2 separate regions of the Homo sapiens genome follow, and region 2 is linked to region 1. Evidence: chromatin contacts called from ENCODE Hi-C or POLR2A ChIA-PET data. All regions are on one chromosome and are shown on one strand. Each heading gives the region's core, a stretch centred on a gene start or an enhancer-like site at or near the end of the contact. The rest is flanking DNA. Distances are from core to core; before and after follow the strand shown. Region 1 overlaps WWOX (WW domain containing oxidoreductase). Region 2 overlaps WWOX (WW domain containing oxidoreductase).

The links. Hi-C counts contacts between places; a loop is a spot of excess contacts on that map. ChIA-PET counts read pairs that join two places held with the same protein, here RNA polymerase II (POLR2A). Pooled maps may share reads with other maps.
Region 2: a map of psoas muscle shows a loop between it and region 1 (10-fold over the local background). The contact joins two enhancer-like sites. A Hi-C loop is called at or near these places in 1 of 168 maps with a recorded cell type or tissue (psoas muscle) and 3 of 50 pooled maps. POLR2A ChIA-PET finds 5 or more read pairs at or near these places in 5 of 52 experiments (MCF 10A, OCI-LY7, Panc1 and 2 more).

What each region holds. Positions count from the first base shown.
Region 1 is chr16:78,682,829-78,686,798 of GRCh38, reverse strand. All of the region lies in intron 8 of WWOX (WW domain containing oxidoreductase), which reads right to left. Among named protein-coding and RNA genes, the nearest start is that of WWOX-AS2, 180 kb to the right of the region's middle. Within about 2 kb of position 2,643, at least 15 of the 41 ENCODE cell types and tissues checked have a DNase peak (open chromatin) inside an H3K27ac peak, as active enhancers do.
Region 2 is chr16:78,748,253-78,752,034 of GRCh38, reverse strand. All of the region lies in intron 8 of WWOX (WW domain containing oxidoreductase), which reads right to left. Among named protein-coding and RNA genes, the nearest start is that of WWOX-AS2, 250 kb to the right of the region's middle. Within about 2 kb of position 2,199, at least 6 of the 41 ENCODE cell types and tissues checked have a DNase peak (open chromatin) inside an H3K27ac peak, as active enhancers do.

The DNA of each region.
Region 1 (3,970 bases), core at 1,394-3,893:
AAGTCAACTCTGTCTCTGTTAGATAGCTACAGAAGGCATATGGAGTGCAGGGTGGAGTTGCTTATAAACATAAATGCCTACTGGGCCTTTCCTAAAACAACTGGATTCCCGGAAAAATGTCCTTATCATTGGTTCTCAAACTGGAGGACTTCCGAAAAAACAAATTAAAACAGGAGTTCCTCCAAAAACACAAATAGCTGGGCCCACTCCCCTTTAGTGTTTCTTATTCAGGATTTCTGGGGTGAAAACAGAAAATATGCATTTCTAACAGATTTCTTTTTTTTTTTTGACAGGGAGTCTCGCTCTGTCCCCCAGGCTGGAGTACAGTGGCACCATCTCTGCTAACTGCAAACTCCACCTCCCGGGTTGACACCATTCTCCTGCCTCGGCCTCCCGACTAGCTGGGACTACAGGCGCCCGCCACCACGCCTGGCTAATTTTTTGTATTTTTAGTAGAGGCGGGGTTTCACCGACTTAGCCAGGATGGTCTGGATCTCCTGACCTCGTGATCCGCCCGCCTCGGCCTCCCAAAGTCCTGGGATTACAGGCCTGAGCCACCGCGCCTGGCCTTCTAACAGATTTCTGAGTGATGCTGGTGTTGCTGGCCTGGGAGCCACACTTTGAGAACCAGATTCCTATAGCCAAAGAAGGATCCAGAAGGAAAAAACTTCCAGTGAACATCTGGTCCTGACTGTATGAATGTCTTTCCCCAATCTATAGATCCCAAATCTACTTGCACTTTCTTTTCCTTTTATCTCATTCTCTTTATTTCTTCCTTTCCTGCCCTTTTGTTTTATTTCCATTTCAAATTCCCTATTTCTATTTCTCTTCCCATTCCCCGTGGGTCCATGTCTCTCCTCCCTCCCTACCCACCTCTCTTTTTTCTTTTTCTTTTTTGTTTTTTTTCCTCTCTCTCTCTTTCCCTTTCTTGGCCCTGCTCTCAGATCTTTCCCTCAACAATAATCAGCCTCCCACCAGGCTCTCAACAGTGACCGAGATTACAGATACACCACACATGGGAGAAACACACAAGCCAAGATCTTACTCCTTGGCAAGCCAAATGAGGGGCAACTGTCGGAATAATTTCAAAGAGGGAGGACAGGAGTTCTGTGCTAAGCATTCAATAGCAGAAGCTTCTCTGCCTTTGCATTTAGCACCACACAAGCAAAACATATATGGCCATGTGAAATATACACAGAACAGTTATGTACGTACTGCTGGCAGATTGACTAGATTCTCAACATTAATTTTCATTTTGGGGGCTATTTTTGCATTTTAGGATACATAGTCCCCAGGTCTAGTTTTAAAATGCACTTAACTCCCATGCTAGGTGAAGATTTATAACAAAAGTGACTATTAGGAGAACATTCCCAGGTGAAGATCTACCATAGACAGACTTAGCTCTTTATGGCCTTATTGTGTCAGACTCTGAATATTAGACACATACAAAAAAAAATCACAGAATGAAAGTTATTAGGCTGCAGAATAGCTTCCCAAGGGACGTCCCCAGGCCTCATCACTTGAGTCATTAGAAACAAGACCAAACCAAACACTTGACTCTACCATTAGGGAATACTCCTGCCCTGGCTGAGGGTGGACAAGATGACCTCACAGATCTCTCCCAGTCCTCCCAGGGTCATAAAAACAGAATGGAAACTCTGACTAGACATCACGCTGCAGAGAGAAGTGGAGATACCAGTAGACTGAAAAGCAAGATCTCAGAGGGTGGACGATGTTACAGTGAACAGCACAGAGAAAAAATAATCCTGAGGATTGTGGCCAAAGGACACCCCAGAATAAAAATCACATTGAGAACACTCCCCAAAGAGGCCCACGATGCAATTTTGCAGACAGAGCTGTAAAACAACATGTGTTCACTAGTTTCTGATACATACTATGAGTGTTCCTATGCTCTGACTATAAAAGGAGTGATGAATTACAAGTGTATTTCCTGGCTCCCTCTTTTCTGAAGCTATAACTGCTTCACTGAAACATATGGGAACAAAGAGAAGCTCAACTAGGTGACAACTATGGTGCTTCCATAGTTCAGTATGATGCGTCCCACTAAAAAGTAGAGTTTAAAGCAGCTGAAACCAAGATTAACCTGGAAGAAGATAACAGGTCCCCCAACCCCATCCATGAGGGCAGAGTCCTTTCTCAGCCATTAGCAGGGACGGTGGAGTGTTCTGTGAGGTCCCACATGGCTTCTCCACCCCAGGGATGTTGCAGCTGTGAGGCACAGCCTGAGCCAGCGGGCATGCTTGCATCACATCCAGGTCCCGTAATAAATCTGAGGGAACTGCAAATGGGTGGGGTGGAGAGGAATTCTGGACTTGATCTGACTCAACACGCCACAGCTGTCATTCCAACTCACTTGGCCCTAAACTGCAAAACCAGTCATCCCTACCCACTGGCACTCCCTGCTAAGGAAAACCCTCATGGTTCATAGGTCCTTCTACTTAGGTGGGTTTTGTATTACCTGCCACCGCTCCCCTTCCCCACTCTGAGTACACCTGGACAGACCGCAGGTCCAATCATACATGAGCCAAGGGCAAATCTGTCCAGAAGTTTGCTCTGCAATCTACCAATGGGAAAGATGACTCATGCCAGTGGATTTCTGCGCTAGGGAATTGGGAAACCAACTCTAAGCCTGTTGCAGCAGGGACAGCTGATAAAAAGATGCCATGAGGTTGAGTTGAACTGCACGGCCATGAGCTAAAAAGGAAGCATGTGCGAGCCAAAACTGTGAGGGAGAAGAATGAATAAATCCAGCAGCAGCAGAATCAGCTAGTCAGAAAAAGAGAACGCCACAGTTGTGCAGGAGGGGATCGCAAGAGACAGTTACCCAAAACTGCCTCCTTTCCTCAGCTTGCCAACATTATCTCTTACAGTAAACCTTTTTCTTAGAAGAGGTGGCACAAGTAAAACTCTGTTCCTTGTGACCAAAGACGCCGAATTAAACACTCAGAAAATCTGAATTACATACATCTTGATGAGTGAGCTCTTCATGCCCTAAATCACGACTGTTGGATATTTAACTTGAAAATGCCCACAAGTCCCTGAAGACCACAACTTATCAATGGTATTGAAAACAAGAGGTGAGGCGTGGCAGCTCGTGCCTGTAATCCCAGCACTTTGGGAAGCCGAGGCAGGAGGATCACGTGAACCCAGGAGTTCAAGACCAGCCTAGGCAACAAAGCGAGACTTTGTCTCTATTTTTCATGTAATTTTTTTTTTATTATTTTTATTATTTTTTTTTGAGATAGAGTCTCCCTCTGTCAGCCAGGCTGGAGTGCAGTGGCACAACCTCGGCTCACTGCAACCTCCACCTCCCCGGTTCAAGTGATACTAGTGCCTCAGCCTCCAGAGTAGCTGGGATTACAGGCACACACCACCACGCCTAAATTTTTTTTTAATGTTTTTAGTAGAGATGGGGTTTCGCCTTGTTGCCCAGGCTGGTCTCCAACTCCTGAGCTCAGGCAATCCACCCGCCCTCCTGAGCTCAGGCAATCCACCCACCTCAGCCTCCCAAAGTGCTAAGATTACAAGTGTGAGCCACCGCGCCCACCTCCTTGTCTCTATTTTTTAAAAATAAAAATGAATTTAAAAAAAATTTTAAAGACCAAGTAACACTCAGTGTTTTCCTTACCTGCTCTTTTGGAAACTGGAAATCGATTTTAGGAATATTTCTGGGATAGAACAAAACAAGTCATCTGGAGTCAGAACCCAGGTTCTAAATGACGATCCTTCCTACCCCACCAAAGGTATCCATCACAGCAGCCTACAGATTCATTTATTGAAATCTCACATCTTAGAAGTGTTATCCTCACAGAATCATTCATTTACGCGGGGAAATCACTCACTTGGAGCTTATGATGTTTAGTCACGAAAGTATGTTTTTGCAAAACACCTACAATGCATTATCTAAAGCTGCTAAGCACCACTGTTCTATTTGCAGCAGGCATTAAGG
Region 2 (3,782 bases), core at 950-3,449, 66 kb before region 1:
TCGTCTCTCTCCTCATCCTCCTCCTTATTTAAAGAAAAATGCCAATTCTCTTTAGAAGTATTGTGGCAGCCCACTTCCACGTGGAGGCACCAGAAGAAAGACACAGTTGGGTTATTCATTTTCATCTGGGTGACCACTCTGCCTCCAGTCTTACTCTAAAATGGGAATTAATTTCTTTCTTACCTTCCCTCCCTCCTTCCTTTCTTTTTCTAGAAAATCCTTTCTCTTCCTTTTCTCTCTCTCTCTTTCCCTCCCTCCCTCCTTCTTCCCTTCCTCCTTCCTTCCTTCCTTTCCTTCTTTCATCACAACATGTCTACGTGTTGGTAAGGAACTGAACCTACGTATTTTTTAACTCTGCAGAAATGGCTTTCTTGGAGTATTGTTTAATATCAAACTCTATTTTTGTATCTACATAAATATAAGGCATGCATGACTGATGGAAGAATGTTTTGTTATTTTTAGTAAACTGTTTTAAAATGCTGTATCACCTTGTCTTTTTATATGAGTTTTGGGTCTTTACATGTATATTTATATACAAACATATGCATATATATATATATATATATATATATAAAATCTGATAAATATATATATAATCTGATAAATATATATATATATAATCTGATAAATTCTTACAGTTATGTTGCAGGACAGAGGTGTGTTACTATACACCTCTGTTTCTTTTTTTTGGTTGAAAACTCTTTGCTTTTGACTCCCAGGAAACCCAGCTAAATTTAATGCTAGATGTCAGAAATAATTCATAAAGTTTCCAGGTATATTTATCTCATATCTTCTTCTAACTAATTTCTGATATGTAGTTCGAAACACAAATTAAATACATCTGTCTTTTATATGTAGTGTACTATTCCCTTTTGAGTCAAATTCTTTTTGGAAGTAGGAATGGTTTCAACTGTTTGAAACAGCACTCTTCTCTTTTCTCTGCAACCTTGTCCCTATGAAAAATAAATTGGAGATTTCTCAAAGGTCTAAAAATAGAATTACCATTTGACCTAGCAATCTTATTAGTGGGTATACATTCAAAGGAAAATAAATCACTCTACTAAAAAGACACCTGCACTCACGTTCTTGGCAGCACTACCCACAACAGCAAAGACATGGAATCATCCTAAGTGCCCATCAATGGTGGATTAGTTAAAGAAAATGTGGTACGTATACACCACGAAATACTACACAGCCATAAAAAAGAAGAAAATCATGTTCTTTGCAGCAACGTGGATACAGCTTGAAGCCATTATCCTGAGCGAATAAATGCAGAAACAGAAAACCAAATACCGCATGTTCTTACTTACAAGTCGAAGCTCAACACTGCGTACACATGGGCATGAAGACAGGAACAATAGACTCTGGGGACTTCAAAAGGGGGGACTAGGGAGGGAAGGAGAAAAGGATTGAAAAACTACCTATTGAGTACTATGTTTACTAATTTGGGTGATGGGTTCAATTGAAGCCCAAATCTCAGTATCTTGCAAGATATCCATGTAACAGACCTACACATGTACCCCCCGAAACTGAAACAAAAAATAAAAAATAAAATAAAATAAATCCCAGTTTACTTACACATGATAAATAAATGAAACAGCACTGTTCTTTCTTTACTTTTTCTAAGCCAACTCACACTTCCTGATCCTAATGGAAATCCTTTCGGGTTCACAACTAGGAGTCCTGGTCCCATTCTTACAGACCACAGGAGGGGCAAGACAGCTATGAAATTTTGTGCCTCTCATTTCTGTCCTGCAGAGAAACTGAGCCTCTGAATAGGAGTTCAGTGGAGATCACCCACCAGCTGACCTGGGCAGTGGGTTTTTCTTCCTGTTTTTGAATAAGGCAGCAGCTGAACTGTACAAACACCTCTACTTTCACCGAGGTGTTGCTCACTATTTTATTTTCATTTCTCTTCTTCCTTGTTTTTAAGGTGTGAAAAAGACTTTCAGCAATGCCTTCCATATGCTGTCTTATTTTATTTCTCCTATTTTTCCCTGATAGAGTCTATCTACTACTGAACGACAAGAAGGGATTGTTGGGGGGAGCTGAGAGTCACTCTGCCAAAAAGCATCTGACTTGTAAACAGTGCAAGACTTTTAAAAGTCTACTCTCTGACCTTCTATTTTGAGGACCCTCAAAGTGAAGAAAGTCAAACTTGGTATTAAATAACCACCCAGGATGTGGTTGTCAGCTTGAGGTGTTAAGAGGAACAGTTTATAAAAAGCCTGGTTAAATATAGGAAGTACAGTTGCATTTCAGGTAACTCGAGATTTGAACATCCAATACGGCTTTAACGGAGGCAATCTATTTGGCCCATTTTCACAGATATATATTAAATGACACCTATTTTGAGGTCTATAATTTTTCCTCCTTAGCTAGACCAGAAAACACTTCCTCCACCCTAATTCATGCTTCCTTATCCTCCAAATGTATATCCTCCACTTTTTTTCCCCACTGAAATAAATACATCCTTAAACTACTTTGCATAGCCCTAGGGTAAAACAACAATTGTAACAACAACAAAACATTAAATGCTTCATTATGATTTAATATTCTATCACCAGAACCCAAAACCTCAGTTTGACTATTTTGGGTCTCTCTCTTTCTCTCTTTTAAACTATTATTAAAATGGTAATTTTAATGCAAAAGGCTGTATTCAATTTTAAAACATTGTTTTGTTTTGAATTTCAGCTGTCTTGAAAGTCCATTTTTTTCCCCTTTCCTCTCTGTAGGGAAGAGGATTGAACTTCTCTCGAGCTCTGTTTCCTCATTTGTAAAATGCAGGATCTACCTATGATGTAGGTGGTTAAACAGTAGTCTGTGTGTGATGCATGGCACACAGGTCACCCCATGGCAGTGCATGTTTTATCTGCGTACCCATGCAGACAGCCCTTGGTCATGGAGGACTATGCCACCATAGCCTCGGTCCACCAACCCCTAAGCACTAAAACACATCCAGACCATGTGATCAGCAATTGATAATTTTAGAATACACTTGGCTAATTTCTCTGATCCCACTGCTACAAATAAACCTTGCAGTCGTTGATTTGGTCAGGTTCAAATTTCACCACGGCCCTACGGGCATAAAGATGAATTATTTGATTGCAAGGAGAAATAAGAGACCATGTGTCAGGCTGCTTTGCAAATCAATTCACCTCCCCTGCAAAGATGCTCCTTCCTACTTAAGATATATGGCTTTACAAGGATTTGGGCAGCATCTGTGTTTGCCGTGTCAGAGGGCAAGACGCATGCAGATGTAATATCACCGAGCAGTGTAATCCGAGTGTGCATGAAAAATAACTGCAGAGGGAATGAGGGAACCCTTTGCCACGGGCCCTGACAGCACCTCAAATAAGCACTTTACCTAATCTCCCTTGTTGATTCCTATCTGGGCCCAGTGACTTCATGCAGCTGCCATCTGCTAACCAGTTAGGGCATGTTGATCACGGACGTATTGTAATCAGAGCTGAGGTCTCCAATGGTAAAGCAGGCTTGCTGCCAAGATGGGGCAAGACCCTAATAAGAATGGCAGAAAGGAGCCGAAAGGTGAACTTTACAGCCAGCATGCCTGGATTAAGCTTCTATTTTATTTAACTCTGTATCCCCAGGGCTTGGCGTGGAAAAATGCCCAGTAAATACTGCAGATAGAAATGAGTGAAAGACTTTCCATAAAAAGTGAAGCACTTCCACCACTGGGTAACAGTAATTATTTGCATAGAGTCTTTTGAGCTATTTTATAGTAGATTAAAATGTTTATTTGTGGTGAGCTATCTGTGGTA